Regions from separate parts of the Homo sapiens genome. Here region 2 is linked to region 1. A link is an interaction called in ENCODE POLR2A ChIA-PET data of the cell type or tissue named here. Cell type or tissue: Panc1. All regions are shown on one strand. Each heading gives the region's core, and the rest is flanking DNA. Links, peaks and the distances in the headings are about the cores only.

What was found. Peaks named below come from ENCODE experiments on the same cell type or tissue, not always from the same donor. Only the 100,000 strongest peaks of a DNase experiment are listed, where the experiment ranks them.
Region 2: POLR2A ChIA-PET joins it to region 1 with 10 read pairs; 8 of 35 experiments call an interaction of 5 or more read pairs at or near these places.

What each region holds. Positions count from the first base shown.
Region 1 is chr12:47,796,917-47,805,237 of GRCh38, forward strand. HDAC7 (histone deacetylase 7) reads right to left here. Exons shown (of 26, transcript NM_015401.5): 2 at 5,308-5,358; 3 at 1,869-2,056; 4 at 1,646-1,736; 5 at 1,192-1,303; 6 at 468-583; 7 at 101-226. LOC124902926 (a long non-coding RNA gene) reads left to right here and starts at 4,164. Exons shown (of 2, transcript XR_007063290.1): 1 at 4,164-5,743. RefSeq lists a silencer at 610-809. In Panc1, for the core only: no CTCF peak of the experiment used is centred there; no DNase peak of the experiment used is centred there.
Region 2 is chr12:47,860,187-47,868,507 of GRCh38, forward strand. VDR (vitamin D receptor) reads right to left here. Exons shown (of 10, transcript NM_000376.3): 4 at 4,861-4,991. Among named protein-coding and RNA genes, the nearest start is that of LINC02354, 35 kb to the left of the region's middle. RefSeq lists an enhancer at 8,307-8,321. In Panc1, for the core only: no CTCF peak of the experiment used is centred there; no DNase peak of the experiment used is centred there.

The DNA of each region.
Region 1 (8,321 bases), core at 212-8,211:
GTCCTAAGGAGGGGACCCCTGTCTAGGTGGGGCCTGACCCAAAGGGACAAGACCAGCCAGGTTTGAGGATGGCAACCGCACTGGCTCAGCCGGCCCTCACCTCCGAGGGTCTCTGCGGGCCGCCGCCGGAGGCTGGGGGGCGCACTCTCCTTTCGGAGCAGTGGATTCTTCCTCCGCTCCAGGGACTTCTTGGGCTTATAGCGCAGCTTCAGGTTGGGCTCAGAGACTGCAGGGAGCACCAGCGTCACTCAGGCCCCCACCACCCTTCTTTTTTCCACCCTTTAACCCCTCAGTCCCAGTCATCTCTATCGGTCAAGGAAAGAGAAGGCAGAACTAGAAAGAAGATCCTAGCCTACCGATGATCTCCTGGCCCAGCCCAGCCCGCCCACCCCTGCACACTCCTCCCCCATGTCCGAGGCCCTTCCCCCTTCCTTTGCCTGAAAGGTCCGCCTGTTTGTTCAGCTCACCTGTCTTGCGCAGAGGGAAGTGCTCTGGGGGGTCACTGGGCAGGCTGGGAACAGGAGGCAAAAAGCTGCTGAGCATGGAGCGGGTGGCTCCTTCCGTCTCCAGGGGCTCCAGGGTTCTACAGAACGAGTGCCAAGGCTGCTTCAGAGGTGTGGGGACACTGCACGGGCACTGCCCTGAGCACGGGCCCTGGGACCTGAGGGGGAGGCTGCAGCGGGCAGGGCTGGGCAATGTGGGGCTGGTAGGAATGGGGACCATCTCCAGGTGGCAGCAGTGGGCCGCCTGTCCGCTCCAGCAGCTATAGTGCAGAGCTCTGACCTAGGCATAGAAGCCAGGTGCTTGGTGCGTGGGTGAAGAGCCCACTGGGGGCTCTGTCACCTGCACTAGGAACCTGCTCTGGGAACCAGGACATTTTTGCGCTCAGGGAAAATATAAAGAGAGAAGGGGCTCATGTGCAAGAAAAAAGCCAGTAGGGTGTGTGTGTGTGTGTGTGTGTGTGTGTGTGTGTGTGTGTGAGAAGGGCTCAGGTGGGGTGGGGAGAATTTAAAGAGAGGAGGGCAGGTATCAGTTGAGAGAGGGGCTCGGGGGCATTATGTTTAGAGGAAGGGTAAGGACTGGTTGTGGCAACTGGGGAGGAAGGAGGCAAGTGTGTGTGCTCATGGCTAACACGGGGGCGGGGGTGGAGGGTGCATGTGGGGACAGGAGGGCAGGTGAGGAGGGTGTTACCTGTAGGGAATGCCGGGGCTGTTGGGATGGACTGTTCTTTCTAGGGCCGCCTGCTGTTTTTTCAGAATCACCTCCGCTAGCTTCTGCTTGACCACGCTGCTGGCTACAGCACCTGTAGGGGCAGAGTCAGGAGGGGGCTGGAGGTGGGTGGACAGGCGGCCTCGTGGCACTACCTGGCCACTGCCCTGTCCCCATCCTCAGTAGGAGGCGTCCCAGGGACTCCCTAGGCAAGAGCCAAGCCCGAGGCCCTACCCCTCCCTAGAGCCTCCAGACACCACCCCCCACCCCCACATCCCCCACACATTCACAGGCAGAGCCCAGGCAAGCAGAGGGAAAGCCTCGGCTCAGGCCCAGCTGGCTGCGGCCCTCCCACCTCACCCCTCACAAGCCACACAGGCAGCCGCAGGCACCTGGCTGGTGGGGCTGGGCTGGGCTGGGGTGGCCACCTCCTTACTTCGCTTGCTCTTGTCCTTGTGGAGAAGCTGCCGCAGCTCTTGTTCCTGGGGTCCCACCTGCAACTCGGGCATCGGCGTGTCCATGGAGAGCTGTGGGCAGGGCCGGCAGCCCAGAAAGGGACAAGGAGTTGAGGACTGAGACTGGTGTCTAGGGATGCTGAAGGCGGGGAGGCTGGGGACCAAGCTCAAGGTGGCCCCACATGCAGGGAGCTCCATCTTTACCCTCATGGGCTCCACCGAGCGCTGCTGCTGCAGGCCTGCTAGGAAGAGGTGGTGGTGCAGGCGCTGGGGACGCTGCAGGGCCAGCAATGTGGGCTCTGGTGGGGGCTCCACTGGGGGCCGCTGGCCCACCCGCAGGTCCATGGGCTGCGGCTGAGGGCCTGGTGTGTCTGCACAGGGCCTGGGGCAGCCTAGGGACAGAGAGAGGGAGCAGGGTAAACTGGAAAGTTTGTCCTCGGGGGCATGATACAGCCTGATCCCCCCTCAGCCTCCCTCAGGCTCACTTGACAATGGCAAAACACTCTCATGGGGGTTTTTCCTCACTTAATCCTGTCGTGGTCCTGCAAGGTAGGTATTATCAATTCCATTTTACTCGTGAGAAAAAAGTCACATGAACTGTGCACAGTAACACTGTATCACTGGTGGTGTTTGAACGGAGTCTTCCGACTCCACCACAGTGCTCCTCCACTAAACATGCTCCTCCCTGGGCCGGGGGCTGAGGGCTACAGTGATCTCCGATGGGCTGCAGATCCTATGGTAGGACATTCTTGGCCCTGCCTTCTCCCTCCCTTCATCCCTCCCTGGAATCAGAGGATTTGCCCAGCTGCCCTCTAATGAGTTGGGCTCAAAGGAAGCAATCAGGCAGGCAAACAGGCCCACTTTGTTCTGCCTCCAGCCCCAAGCCTCACAGGCCCTCTGGGTCGCCACCCTCCCATGCTCTATCCCCAGTCATGAGATAAAGTGATGCCTCAAGCCTACAGCCAGCCCTGACCGGCCACGTTGGGCCTGCAGAACCCTGTGCCCAGGGCAGGTTCCTCAGCTCATAGGGCCCATGTGTCCTTGGGCCTGCTCCTGGGTGCCTCCATGGCAGCTCTGGGCCTGGCATGGTCAGGATGGCAGGCACGGCTGCCTCTTCTCAAGTGTCCTCTGCACCCACACTAGGAGCACCCTGCCAAGGCTGTGGGTGCAGGGGCTATTTATAACTGGCCACCAGACTAGGGTCCATGCCAGCATAGCCAGCTGGACCAGGCTGGGCTGAGCAGCCAGAGAGGCTGAGACACTGGGAGACGGAGCTGTTGCAGCGGGCTTATCCTGGAGAAGGGGAAGTGGGTGGGGTAGGAGCAGGCCGGCCCCATGGGAGGGCACACAAGTGGAGAAGCCTTCCTGGAGAGGCCTCCTTCAGCAATTCCAACGCTGGGCATCTCCCAGTGGGGCAGCCACAGACTGTCCTCAGGGATTGGGGCTGAGGAGGGCTGGAAAGGCCTGTGGCAAAGTACCAGTCCAGGAGTCAGAAATCATAGCCTCCAGGCCCAAGCTGGCCACTCCTAACCACAATCTTTACATCTACAGCACTTGTGCATGAGCAGCTACATCAAGCCACTGGCCCCGGGGGGTAGTCATTACTATCTTGTTATCCTAAATAAGGAAACCGAGGCTCGGAGGTGAAGGGCCCTGTCCAAAGTCACCCTGCTAGGGGCAGAGCTAGCATGGGTTCTGGTCCTACCAAGGCAGGTACTCCAGTTTCCCACCAACTTTCAGGAATTCACCTCCCCTCAAGGGGCTTTCTCACTAAGCAAAGAGGGGTTTGCAGTAGGCTGTCATTAAAGGGCATTCACTCTAACATTCCCTGACTGTGACATGGACACAAGACAGGAGCCCAGCAAGGAGGTGCCCGCCATGTCCCCCGAATATCAAGAGGCCTGGAGGGACAGTGATGGCTGTGCACCCAGATGCCGCCCGCAGTAGAAAATGTATGGCTTTGATGCCCCACCCCTTGTTCACATTGCCTCCCAAGAAATCCGGATTCTCATTCGGGTTGAGTCTGGGTTTCGAATACCAAAACACTCCTGCCCCAGGAAAGGTTTCAGTCCTTCCATGTTCTGTGTCCTGGCTTCCCGGGGTGACTCCCCTGATTATGCAAGAGGGGCTTGGGGGAACCAAGGCCAGCGACCTGGACCCAAGACCAGTGGCTTCAGCCACATACGGACTGTGAGCAGACCCCCAGCAGGGGCCCTTCCCCTCACACTCTGCATGGCCACTGCCTCCACAGCAGAAGGGAATACAGGATGGGCTCTGCCTGGAGCCCTGGAAATACTTTTCGAGGTGCTTTAGCATTTGTGAGGCTCCACAATCTGGTCCTAACTTGGCTTCTCTCAACTTGGTCTGCATTTGAACATGAACCCTCCACCTTGGCCATCAGCTTCCACCTGTCACAAATCCACATCTCTTCTGTTCTCTGACCTTTTGCTCACAATGTCCCCCTGCCTGTGCTGTCCTCATCCCTACATTCTACTTTTCCAAATCCTACTCTTTGCTCAAAGCTCAGCTGGAGTCCTCCCTCATCCCTGGACCCAGCCAGCGCCTAGCATCCCTCCCTCTTTTGGACTCCAATCACATGGCTGTTCCACACCAGGATTAGTGCTCTGTGGGCAGGTACCATGTCTGAGTTAAGCTCCATAGGGCAGGGAGTTGGTTTCATGCTTTGTTTATTATTCCTAGCACCTGGAATAGTACCTAGCACATGACAGGCACTCCACAAACATAGAATCAATGAATAAATCAGTGTCTCTCCTAAAATGTCCAGGAAAGTACCCTGGCACAGAGACAGAACTCATTAATGATTCTTGAACAAATGGATAAACTCATGAATCAGTGTCCTCTCATTGGGCACTGGTCACATTATTGCATTCTATTTTTTTTCGCTTTGTATTTGTGTGTGCTTCCTCCCTAACCTGCCTGTTAGCTTTTCAACAGCCAGGACTGAAGCAAGGAGGATACCTGGGTTCCATTTCTCCCTGCTATATGGAATTATTAGGCATCAGGCTGTATATCTTGCACTCAGTAGGCCCTTGGTTGATACTGGCTACACTAAAGGAAGGGCAGACCGCGTCTAGTCCAGACCTGGCCCCATGGGCATGTCCTAAACCAAAGCAGCAGCAGGAAGTCCAGTCCTTCCCCAGGGCAGCCTAGCAGCAGAGGAGGCTCGGGCCAGCAGAGGGAGGAGGCGCAGACAGTGAGAGAACACTTCCCCTCCAGCAGAGCAGTCCTGCAAGGGCTGCCATGCCCACCTTGCAGAGCCGGTGTGAGGACCGAGTCCACACACAAGAACACACCTTGCCTGGTGCCTGACATGGGGTAGGGGTCTCAGTATAAATATTAGCTTCTTACTTTCCTTCCTGTTTCACTGCTCCCAGCAAGGACAAGACGGGCATCCTGTGTTTCCTTTTCCTGTTGTGTTTCCTAGCACTGTGCCCAGCCAGCATCCAGAGCTGCCTCTCTTACCCCGGCTCCTCGCCCCTCCCTGGAGCCGCCACCTCCTGGCTCTCTGGCAGATCAGCCAGCGACCCTGCTTCTCTAACCCCTCAGCTTCTCGCGTTCTTACAGCCTTTCCACCCCTCATCTTCCACTCCCTACCATGGACTCCCCCGGGTTTGACTCTTACCTGCGCCAGTGGGGCTGCAGTAGTGGGCACCCGGGCTCACCTGGGTCCCATCTGTAGAGAGAGAGACGGAGTGAAAGAGCTGCAGGGAGGGGTGAGGAGAGGGAGCAGGAAGGAAAGAAGGTCAAGCCAGGCCTGCTCCCTGCCACTCCAAGCTTGAGCACGCCAAAGCCTGGGACCTCCACCAGAAGCTAATCAAAACGAGAAGACCCCACCCCATTCGACTCCTCCAGTCCCCCTGCTGGTGAAAAGGGCTCCCAGCTCCCTCTTCCTCAAGTCACTCATTCTAAATGACTTGAACTCAGACTACAGCAAGAACCTAAGGAGGCCTCAGCTCACCCAGCAGTGCCCTCAGCCCTCCCTCCTGTGGTCAGATACAATCTTCCCTGGGCAGCCAAACCAGGCTCCCATCGCCCGAGGGAAAGAAGAAGGCCAAGAGGTGAGGTGGGGCCAGAGGTGGGAGAGCCTGGCTGGGGGGATGGCTGGGGGGACAGGAGGAGAAAGGGAGGAGCAGGCCTGGAGAGAGGGACCCTGGCCTGCTCAGAGCCTCCCAGGTGGGAGTGAAAGGAGCAGGAGGGGACACAGAGGTTTCCAGAGTGGGGGAGGGACTGGGTCATGGCCCGGAGGTCAAGTCAGATCTGGTGGGAACTGTGAAGTGATAAGGTCAGGAGTGCACAGCCCAAGGACCCCATAGTGCAGACCCTTTTCCTCCCACTGCCCCATCCTATGTCCTGCTGCCTGTTTCCTCAGAGAAGGGACCTACTCAGCCTCTTTCCCAGATAATCTGAGATAGAAATCTTTTCTTTTGGAAATGGCTACCTCTCTCAGGCTCCTAAGCCCAGCAAGAAAACCTATAGTAGGGCCCAAGCTGGTCAGCAGCAGAAAGCCCCCAGGGGACATGGAGGCCAGCTGGGGTTGGAGAAGACAGAGATGAGTCCTGAGGCCACCTGTCCAGGACAGACACCTTTCCCTCTTGCTGTCCAGTTCAGGGTCAAGGGGACAGGAGGCCAGGAGACCCAGAGGCTGCCTGGACGGGGTACTGGGTGGACACAGAAGCGCTCTGCTGGCCAGACTTGGGGCAGAAGGGATATTTTTTGAGAAACTGCCGGGGTGCTCCTTTGGGTCTGTGTCTCAGAGGCAGCCACAGTTCCTCTTCAGAGCCGAGAAATGAGAACTTCCTGCAGGCAGGCGCTGCTGGGGGAGGGGGCAGCCTGGGCACAGGGAGACTCCCACCGACTGCCCCTCAAACCAGCCCATGCTTTGGGTAACAAAGTTCGGTCCGAAAATGCTGCTCTACCTATTTAAATTCTGCCCATCCTCTGAGGTCCAGCCCAAGTCCATCTCCTTGGGAGGCTCTCCCTGACCTCTCCCCTCTTCCTTTTCCACAGCACTCGCTCTGTGTCTACCACCTTGACACTTCATTCATCATGATCTCTGTGGTGCCCTGTGGAAGCCATGCCCATCTGCACCAAACACCTCGCAGGGCACGTGGCAGGCTCTGTTAGTAGCTGACAAATCAAATACAATGACTCTCTCCTGACAACCTGCCTGAGACACAGCATGCATATTTCTCAAGGTGGTGGGCCTCAGAGGCAAACTCCCCTCCCCACGACATGGTAACCCCCAATCCCAGGCCTTCTTAGTACCTCTTCTTTCTTCTGCAGGACCTGGTCCTCCCAGAGGTTTCTGGACTGGGCTCCAGGGTGCACTCCCAGAGACTGTGTCAGGCTGAGTCCCCTGCCTCCTGGGAATTCTGTCCCACCTCCCCAGTCCCTACCCAGGGGCTGGTCAGCAGCATTCATGCTTGGGAGCAGAGCCAGGTTCTCTGTGCCTTGCTCCCCTGGTAACCACAGATTCCGGACACCATGCACTCTCTGGATAGGAGAAAAATTAATGACCCTGAATTCTGTGGTGTGGGCTACCAGGCCCCAAAGGGATGTTTTGTGGTGATAATCCATAATATAAGGTCTGTCCAGAAAAGCTGTGTGCATGTGTGCATGCGTGTTGGCAACGGGGCTGCTTCCAATAGCAATTCCTGGAAAAAGTTCTGCTTTTCCCCCGCTCCCTGGCCCCGTGCTGAGGGCCATCAAGTTCAGAAGAGCGCAGAGCGACAGAGATTAAGACCCAGGAACAGCTCTCTTTGTGTCCTAGAGAGAGGAAAGGTATCTACTGGCACCCCGTCAGTAGCTGAACTGAAGCCAGAGCATGAACATCCTGCCTCCCAGTTCTGGCTTGAGTGTGGGACCTCTTTTCCCATCACTGCCTCTCTCCGAGGGCTGTTACTACTAATTTGGGGTCAGCCTGAAAAAAAAAAAAAAAAGAGAAGTAAATGGACCCAAGGTACCAGGAATACTGTCTAGCACAGGGCTCTTTGCCAGGTTGGAGAGCTCTTCTTTTTGGAATCCTGGCTACTCCCCTTTTCTATCTTCTTTGGAGGCAACTGCAGTCAGACTTAAGAACAGTTTACTTGGCACTGGGGCATGTGGGCCTACCAAGTCACCTTCTTAAACCAGAACACCTGATTTTACCCAGAAACCTATGGAGCCCCTGTTCCAATAGGTGCACCCCAGCCCTCAGCAACCTCCAGAGTAAACACAAACACAATTCTAAGCACCTGGAACAAACTGACCTCCCTACTGCTCCTACCTTATTGCCTCAGGCCCCAGTCTTGGTCCTCCCTCCCCAGCAGGTATGACTTTGCCTCCTAGATCTGCAAAAGGTGGATGAAAACCTGAGCCTTGCCGACCACCTGCTCTCCCAGGAGCTTCATGTCTTCAGTGGGACAAAAGGCTTCCCCAGGAGCACTGCCACCTAGAACGCCCCCCTCCCGATGCCTCCAGTGTCTTTTCTTAATTTTTTTTTTTTTTTGAGGTACGGTCTTGTTCTGATGCCCAGGCTGGAGTGCAGTGATGTGAACATGGCTCACTGCAGCGTTGACCTCCTGGGCTCAGGCAATTCTCCTGCCTCAGCCTCCAGAGTAGCTGGGACTACAGTATGCACCACGATGCCTGGCTAAA
Region 2 (8,321 bases), core at 227-8,226, 63 kb after region 1:
AACTCCTGACCTCAGGTGATCTGCCCGCCTTGGCCTCCCAAAGTGCTGGGATTACAGGCGTGAGCTACCATGCCCGGCCTTTGTCTTACAATTCTTATATTTCCCCCATAAAGGCTAGACCGGAGGGGCTACCTGGCCGTGGTGTCTGCTCAATAGTCTGACACCAAATATCAAATGCATCCACACAGATTACACCAACTGTGTGCAAATCATTTTCCTGGTTCAGGAAAGGCTAGTGAGTACTCTAGTGCTGCTTGTCTCCTGCAATGTAGTGAATGGCACCTGGCACACCAGAGAGCTGAGAAAGCTGACCTCTTTTATTGAAACAATTGTTATGGAAAGATTTTCAAGACAGAAAACCTTGTAACGGAACACTTTTAACGTCATATAACCTTTCCCTGATGATTCAGAGGTATCATTCTGAATAATTACTGAACATTGCAGGACAAGGTTACAGCCTCAGAGTTGTCAGAGGCTGTCTGCCCCGCATTGCATGGCTTGGCGTGCTGGGCTTTGGAGTTCTTGGGCTGCTTTTCTTGCTTCCAGTGTCCACCTCCCTGTTAAACTATGCGTTGTCTTCTTATTGGTGTCTGCCTCTGGATGTGTGCCTTTCTCCCCCTTAAGACTTACTTCTGATCTCTTGGGAGCTAGAAGTTCTGGTGATCAAGTTTGATGTAATAAAAAGAAAATATTCGTAATGCTGGATGGCACATAAAGAGTTTTTCTATCTATAAGGCACTATTCTGAGAGCCTTTTGTATATTAACTCATATATTTAGCCCTCATGACAACCCTTTAAGGCAGGTGCTGTTGTTATTCCCATTTAGCAGATGAGGGAGCTGAGGCCCAGAGAGGCTTTCTACCTTTCTCAAAGTCACACAGCTAACAGTGGTGAAACCAGCATTTAGACCTGGGCAGTCTGGTTCTGGAGTGGAAGGTCATAACCACTAGCCTCTACTGTGTCTGATTACATCTGGTTATAAGCGGACTTTGGCTTTCAGCCATGGAGTTTTGACAGGCATTGTGTTCCAATCCATCTGAAGAGTGTGAAAATAAAATTAAGTCACAAAGCTTGTAAATTACCCACTTTAAAGAGACAAAGAAAGTTCAAGTTTAACCCTATAACATGATTCCTCCCAGTCACTTGCATCAAATAGCAACCTCCATCTTCTATGGAGGTAACAGAGGAAGAAATGCTGAGATCTACCAGTTTCACACAGGCCCAATCCATGAGCCTTCTGCAAGGCAACATTGCTTGAGGACTGAATAAGTCTAAAGTCTTTCACATATGCAAATGCACTGTGATTTACGAAATAATTTGTTTAAAGATCTTGTTAATTTCATGGGAAATTTCTTATCATTTTTTCAATGGATTGAACCTAAGATGTCATTACTATCATATAGGAAGACACTATATGATATATGAAGCCATTGACCTAGAATAAGAGTAAACAGGTTCTGAAAGAGTGTTGGGCTGTCTGGTGATCAGGCGTCTAAAGTGCATGAGTTTTGGCATGTGGACTTTGTAAAACCTACATGGCTGCTCAGAAGCTTTTTTTGACTTCATTTTAAGCTCCTTGCTGAGTGTGAAATAATTTTGCGCAAGTTATTCCCATGCAAGACATGTTCTCTCCTTAACGAAGCCAAGATCTGCAACATAAACAATTTGAAAACATTTCAAGATGCCAAGGATGGGCTAAGAACAACCACAGGAAGAGGACATAAAATGTTTCCAAATGAACGGCACAGACATGATCAGGTTTGGGAGAATCTTACTGATCTATAGACCTGTGGAAGATATACAGAGAGAAAGAAGCATAATGAGGAGCTAATATTCATTGATTCCACACATTTATTGAGCACCTACTATGTGCCAGGTACTTTACTAACACCAGGGAGAAAAGACATACATCTGTAAAAACATCAAACAAGTTACCACAATGTGTGGTTCTGTGCAGGACAGGTAATAGTATAAGCAAAAAGCAAGAACTCAGTTATAAAATTTCTTGGGTTCCCAGGGTATAAAGTCAACTAAGAATGGAAAAGAGAGAAAATGAGTCTTTGGTGGGACCAAGCTCTCTTCAATCCATCTCTTAGAGCATGTGAAAGTGCCTGGAAATGCACAATGGAGTGAGCTCCGACCCACTGGGGCCACGAGAGGCTGCCTCGGGTGTGGCCCACAAGCCTGCCCTTTGGAAGCAGAAAGACCTAGATTAGAATGAATGCTGATACCATCATCTTATTAGCTGAGAGCCATGATATTTTAATTCCTCTGAGCTTCCTCAGCTATTGAAAAAATAAAAGTATTTACGTATTTAGGGAGTGTTGTGAGAATTTCAGAAGAAAATGCATGTGCTTGATGTGCTATCTGACACACAGTAGTTGGTCAATACACAGGGTTTCTGTCCTCATCCTTTCCCTTCCTGTGCCTCTTCTATGGAAGGCCCACCTCCTTGCTCGGACAGCAGGAGCCTGGGCTTTTAGCTTTCTTCCTGTGGTTTTACAAATATTGAGACACTCAATTGTCTCTGGGATGCTATGCCTTGGGGACAAAACCCAGCCCAGATAAGAAATGTGCAGCTCTCCCAGGGTTCTGAGGCCGGGGGACTTCACACTGGTGAGGCCTCCTGAAGCTGGACTAACCTGAGGCTGGGAATGTCTCTTCCTGGACAGTCTTCCCTTCAGGAAAGTAAAAAGCATCAGGACGTTTCTATTTTAACTGGATCCCCGCTCCACCAGCCCATCTAGAACTGAGTACTGCTCCCTGCACTGGGATGAGGAGGGTGGTGTGGCGAGAAGCTACCTTGGGCATACAGCAGGATGGGGACACAGGACTCCACAGGAGAGAATTAGGCTGGGGTGGGCGTGGCTGAGGGATGGGGTGGACATCGCTTCTGGGCTGCTGGGTTCCCACCACGTGGTAGGGTGCTCCTGGGCAGGGCCCCCTGATTTACCCCAGGCTGGTGCTGCTCTTCACCATGGATGCAGCGCTGTTTATGGGGACCAGGAGGCAGGTAGGAGGGGACATGAAGTCTGATTCTAGTCCCAGCTTGGCCACCAACTTGCTTTCTGACCCCAGACCTGAGGTCTTTACCTCTCTGAGTCTCAGATGTTCTTTCTATTTTAAGTCAGTAAGACATCCTCTTCCTCCTGAGGTAGGAGAGGGGCCTCTTGGGCATCAGTGAGCTTAGTCCTGAGGGGAACTCCTGTGGCAGTGCCTTACGAACCACTGCAGTGGAACCTCGTGCCAGTCTTGGTTAGCTGGAGCTTTAGAAACCGGACTCCCTGCTTTGCAGAGGCTGTCTTCTCTGCGGAGATGGGACTGTGCTGAGCACACCTTGTTGGTGCCCACCCTAACGCCTCACCCTGAGCAGGGCCCACTGAGAATGTGTGTGAAGCCTCTTAAGGCACCCGGGCCTCCAGCCTCCACTTCTTATTCTCTCCAGGATAAACACAGGAGCCAGGGCGTGGCAGGGACTAGGGTAGGAGCGACCAGCGTGCCCAGGCCTGCACCCTGTGATGGTGTGGAGAAACCACAGCCCTGGAAACACCTTTCAGGGCTGCCAGTGTTGGCTGGGGAGCCGTCAGATCAGGAGGGAGGAGTCATGACCCACAGAAGAGAAGCCTAGGTCAAGGCCCAAAGAGGAAGCCCAGGGTCAGGGCCTCAGCTCTGCCTCTGTGTCCCAACAACAGATAATTTTTTTCCCATTAACGGAGAAATTTGCTATCCTCTAAGCCCTGTTCTGTGACTTATCCTCTGTCCCTGACACATCTTCCTGTTACCTGACCTCTCCCCATCCCCAACCACTCCAAACGGTCCCATAGCCAGGAGGGTCCGCATCTGAGCAACATCCCCACCCCGACTCCGACTCCGATTCCTCAGACCCACAGCTAGGAGGGCCTGGGTTCTGTCCTAGGGCCGGGTGGGGGTCTGGATGCAGATGGCAGACAGGAGTGAGCAAGAGAAGGAGAAAAAGGAATGAGTGTACAGAGAGCACCCATGCCCAGCTGGCCTTGCTCCAGCCCAGAGAGGGCCAGGCTGGCCCCTCCCAGCATCTACTGAATTCAATGCCTACTCTAGTTACCAAATAACTGTCCTAGAGCTCTGATGCAAAGTTCAAGTGTTGTTTTCAGTGATGGGTCAAAATATCCATGTAAATATGCCATGTTGGTCTTCTCCAACCCCAGAGAGGGACAGGAAGTCCTATAGAATCACTCCTCTTTCTCCATCTGGATTCAGAGGGTCGTCCTAGAACCCAGTGCTTCCCCTGGCAGACTCTTTCCTCCTGGTCTCTCCCTGGCACAAGCCCTCAGATCTGCTCAAGGCGCCAGAGAGGCTGGGAGGCTGGGGTGGGACAGAACGTGGATGCCAACTATGCTCTGAATACTAATTCTCCCCATCACTCCTGCCCTTCCTAACCCACATCAGCCCTCTCTTCCCAAGCCCATAGAACCTGGGGGTCCTTGAACCTCATTCTTCCCTCTAGGTCCGAGTAACAGGGAGCTGTGAAAAAAGAATGACATCCTGGAGGAAGACCCTGACCCAGGAGTAGAAGGGACTCTTGAAGGCAGTGTCCGGCCTCTCCTTCCTCTCAGGCCCCACTCTGGAGGGACCCTTCCAGGGCCTCTGACACCAACACACAGATCCTCAAGAGGTGCACAGGGCCGCTGAGTGCATCTGACCCTGGACTTCCAGCTGCCCTGTCACCAGCTGCTGGTCCCACTGAGGCCCTGGCCCCAGATGCTGGCAGCTACAGAGGAAGGGCAGGCAGACCCTCTGCCCAAACTTGCAGGAGAGTGGCCAAGGCCTTTCCCTGACTCCACTTCAGGCCCAAACCCTGCCCAGCCCCTGGACACTCACACTCCTTCATCATGCCGATGTCCACACAGCGTTTGAGCCGGCAGGCCTGGCAGTGGCGTCGGTTGTCCTTGGTGATGCGGCAGTCCCCGTTGAAGGGGCAGGTGAATAGTGCCTTCCGCTTCATGCTTCGCCTGCCGAGAGAGCACACACCCTGCCCTGGGTCACTGAACTTCCGGCTCCTCACCCTGTCATCACGGAGACCTGTCTTCTGGGCCCCCTGGTCTCCATTTCTCCAACAGAAGACATGAGGCCCACCCCAGCTGCCAGTCACTCTCACCTCTAGGCTGGGCACCAAACGATTCCTACTTCTCCTTTCATTGCCTGCCCAGCTCCAATCATGGCTTGTACTTACCTTTTTTCTTTTAATTTTTGTTTCTTTTGGGGGGACAGGGTGTTGCTTTGTAGCCCAGGCTGGAATGCAGTGGCATGATCTCAGCTCACTGCAGGCTGGACCTCCTGGGTTCAAGTAATCCTCCTGCTTCAGCCTCCAGTATAGCTGGGATTACAGGTGCATACCACCATGCCTGGCTAATTTTTTGATTTTTTTGTAAAAATGGGGTCTCACTATGTTGCCCAGGCTAGTCTGGAACTCCTGGGCTGAAGCAATCCTCTATCCTAGGCCTCCCACAGTGCTGGGATTACAGGTGTGAGCCACTGCACTCCGACTCTTTTTTTTTTTTTTTTTTGAGACGGAGTTTTGCTCTGTCACCCAGGCTGGAGTGCAGTGGCTCACTCAGCTCACTGCAAGCTCCACCTCCCGGGTTCACACCATTCTCCTGCCTCAGCCTCCAGAGTAGCTGGGACTACAGGCGCCCGCCACCACTCCTGGCTAATTTTTTTTTGTATTTTTAGTAGAAATGGGGTTTCACCGTGTTAGCCAGGATGGTCTCGATCTCCTGACCTCATGATCCGCCTGCCTTGGCCTCCCAAAGTGCTGGGATTACAGGCGTGAGCCATCGCGCACAGCCACGCCCCGACTCTTATACTTATTTTACAGTACTCTGTTCCCCTTCCCATTTTAAAAAATTAAACAGGAAATAACAAAAGTGCATTTCCCTAGAAAAAACCCTTTTTTTTTTGAGATGGAGTCTCGCTCTGTCGCCCAGGCTGGAGTGCAGTGTTGCGATCTCAGCTCACTGCAAGCTCCACCTCCTGGGTTCATGCCGTTCTCCTGCCTCAGCCTCCCGAGTAGCTGGGACTACAGGCGCCCACCACCGCACCCGGCTAATTCTTTGTATTTTCAGTAGAGACGGGGTTTCACTGTGGTCTCGATCTCCTGACCTCATGATCCGCCTGCCTCGGCCTCCCAAAGTGCTGGGATTACAGGCGTAAGCCACTGTGCCTGGCCGAAGAAACCTTTTTAAATATTGAAATCTCCAGAGTAGCCAGCATAATAACATTTAATGAGCCGCTATGAGAAGTAAGGATGCTAGTCTCAGCATGAAGTCTTCTAGATTCTAGAGACCTGTGACTGGAATAGCTCCTGTTCCAGGGATAGATGTGTACATGGAAGGAAGAAAAGGCCCAAACCATAGCTCTAGACATCCCAGAACCTGCCCAGAAAAAGAAGGGGCCAGACAAGCAGGTGGAAATCCTGAGGCCTGGCCTTGGGTTTTTTGAAAGGAAGAGGAAGCAGGAGCTCTGTAGGAACAGAAAACTAGAGCTGGGCACAGTGGCTCAGGCCTGTAATCCTAGCACTTTGAGAGGCTGAGGTGGGCGGATCATCTGAGGTAAGGAGTTTGAGACCAGCCTGGCCAACATGCCAAAACTCCGTCTCTACTAAAAATACAAAAATTAGTTGGCCATGATGGTGCATGCCTGTAGTCCCAGCTACTTGGGGGCTGGGAGCTGAGGCAGGAGAGTCGTTTGAACCCAGGAGGTAGAGGTTGCAGTAGGCCAAGATCATGCCACTGCACTCCAGCCTGGGCAACAGAGCAAGACCCTGTCTCAAAAAACAAAACAAAACAAAACAAAAAAAACCCAGAAAACTACTGAAGTGTTCTTAGCTAGAAAGGTGGCACCCTTGAGGCTGGGTGTGGTGGCTCAGGCCTGTAATCCCAGCACTTTGAGAGGCCGAGGTGGGTGGATCATGAGGTCAGGAGTTTGAGACCAGCCTGACCAACATAGTGAAACCCCATCTCTACTAAAAATACAAAAATTAGCCGGGCACGGTGGCACATGCCTATAGTCCCCGCTACTCGGGAGGCTGAGGCAGGAGAATCACTTGAACTTGGGAGACGGCCGTTTCACTGAGCCGAGATTGTGCCACTGCATTCTAGCCTAGGCAACAGAATGAGACTCTGTCTCAAAAAAAAAAGAAAGAAAAGAAAAAGAAAAGTGGCACCCTTGTAGCCTATGTAAGTTGTGTGTGTGTGTGTGTGTGTGCACAAGTGTGCACATTTAAGGGCTCATTTTCCTAATTCGAACATTCTCTCCCACTGCCAGCCACACCACGTGGACTTTGGGAGGCTGCATAAAGGACACCTCCCTGAGGCACCTCCCTAGAGGCTTTTCATCATCCATGTCCTGAGAGTCCTGTCCTCCTCCCAGCCCCAGCAGGAGTAGGCCCCACTTTTCTGACATAGTTAGATGGGGAAAGATGGTGGCAGAATCACTGTCTGCATGAGCAGCAGCATCTTCCAAGGAACTGCTGAGTGTGAAGATGCCCAAGCCTTCCAAGCCAAAGCCCAGGCCCAACCATTTCCTTCCTGGAGATGAGCTACTGACGTCATCTGCTCAGGGGCCAGGCATTAGTTAGGATTCTTGGTAAAACATGACTCACTGTTCACATTCACTAGAACATACATGGGGTTGAGGGGAATCGCACTCATCAATTGTCAAGCTTGCTCTAGCAAATGGACAGCTGGGGACCACACCGACTCAGCCCCTGGGATAGAGAAGAGACCAGAGTAGGGCTCTACTGGCAGTCCCAGGCAGGCCCAGACTCTTAGATCCACAGAGGGCCCAAGAGACCGTCAGTGTAACTCCCTCCCTTTATACGTGGGACCACTGAGGTTAAGAAACTTACAGGTGAGGATATTCAGCAAGAAGTGCAGGCTCCTAGGTCTGGAAGTCTTAGGGATCTAAGGCTTAGCCTTTAGCTTCCTGGATTGTTTTCAACCCCAGAAACTTAAAGTGCTCAGTGAAGTTGATGCCCCAAACAGCCCCAGGTGGCTCAATGCCAAGAATGACCCAACAGTCAAGGAAGCAGCTGCTGTTGGTTTTGGACCTTGGCTCTGGTACCCTGCTGTGACAACCCTCATCACCCAAGGGGCCTACTGCAGAGCCAGGGTTGTCAGGAGGTGGAGCAGCACCAGGCTATCAGGGGCTCCTTAGCTCCAAGTCTAGCCCGCCTCAGGCCCAGTCCTAACCCTGCAGTAGCTAACAAGAAAGAAGTTATACGCCAGGCTTTTTTCCATCTTCGTAGAAACAAAAAGCCTTTTGCCGTTCACCTCTATTTG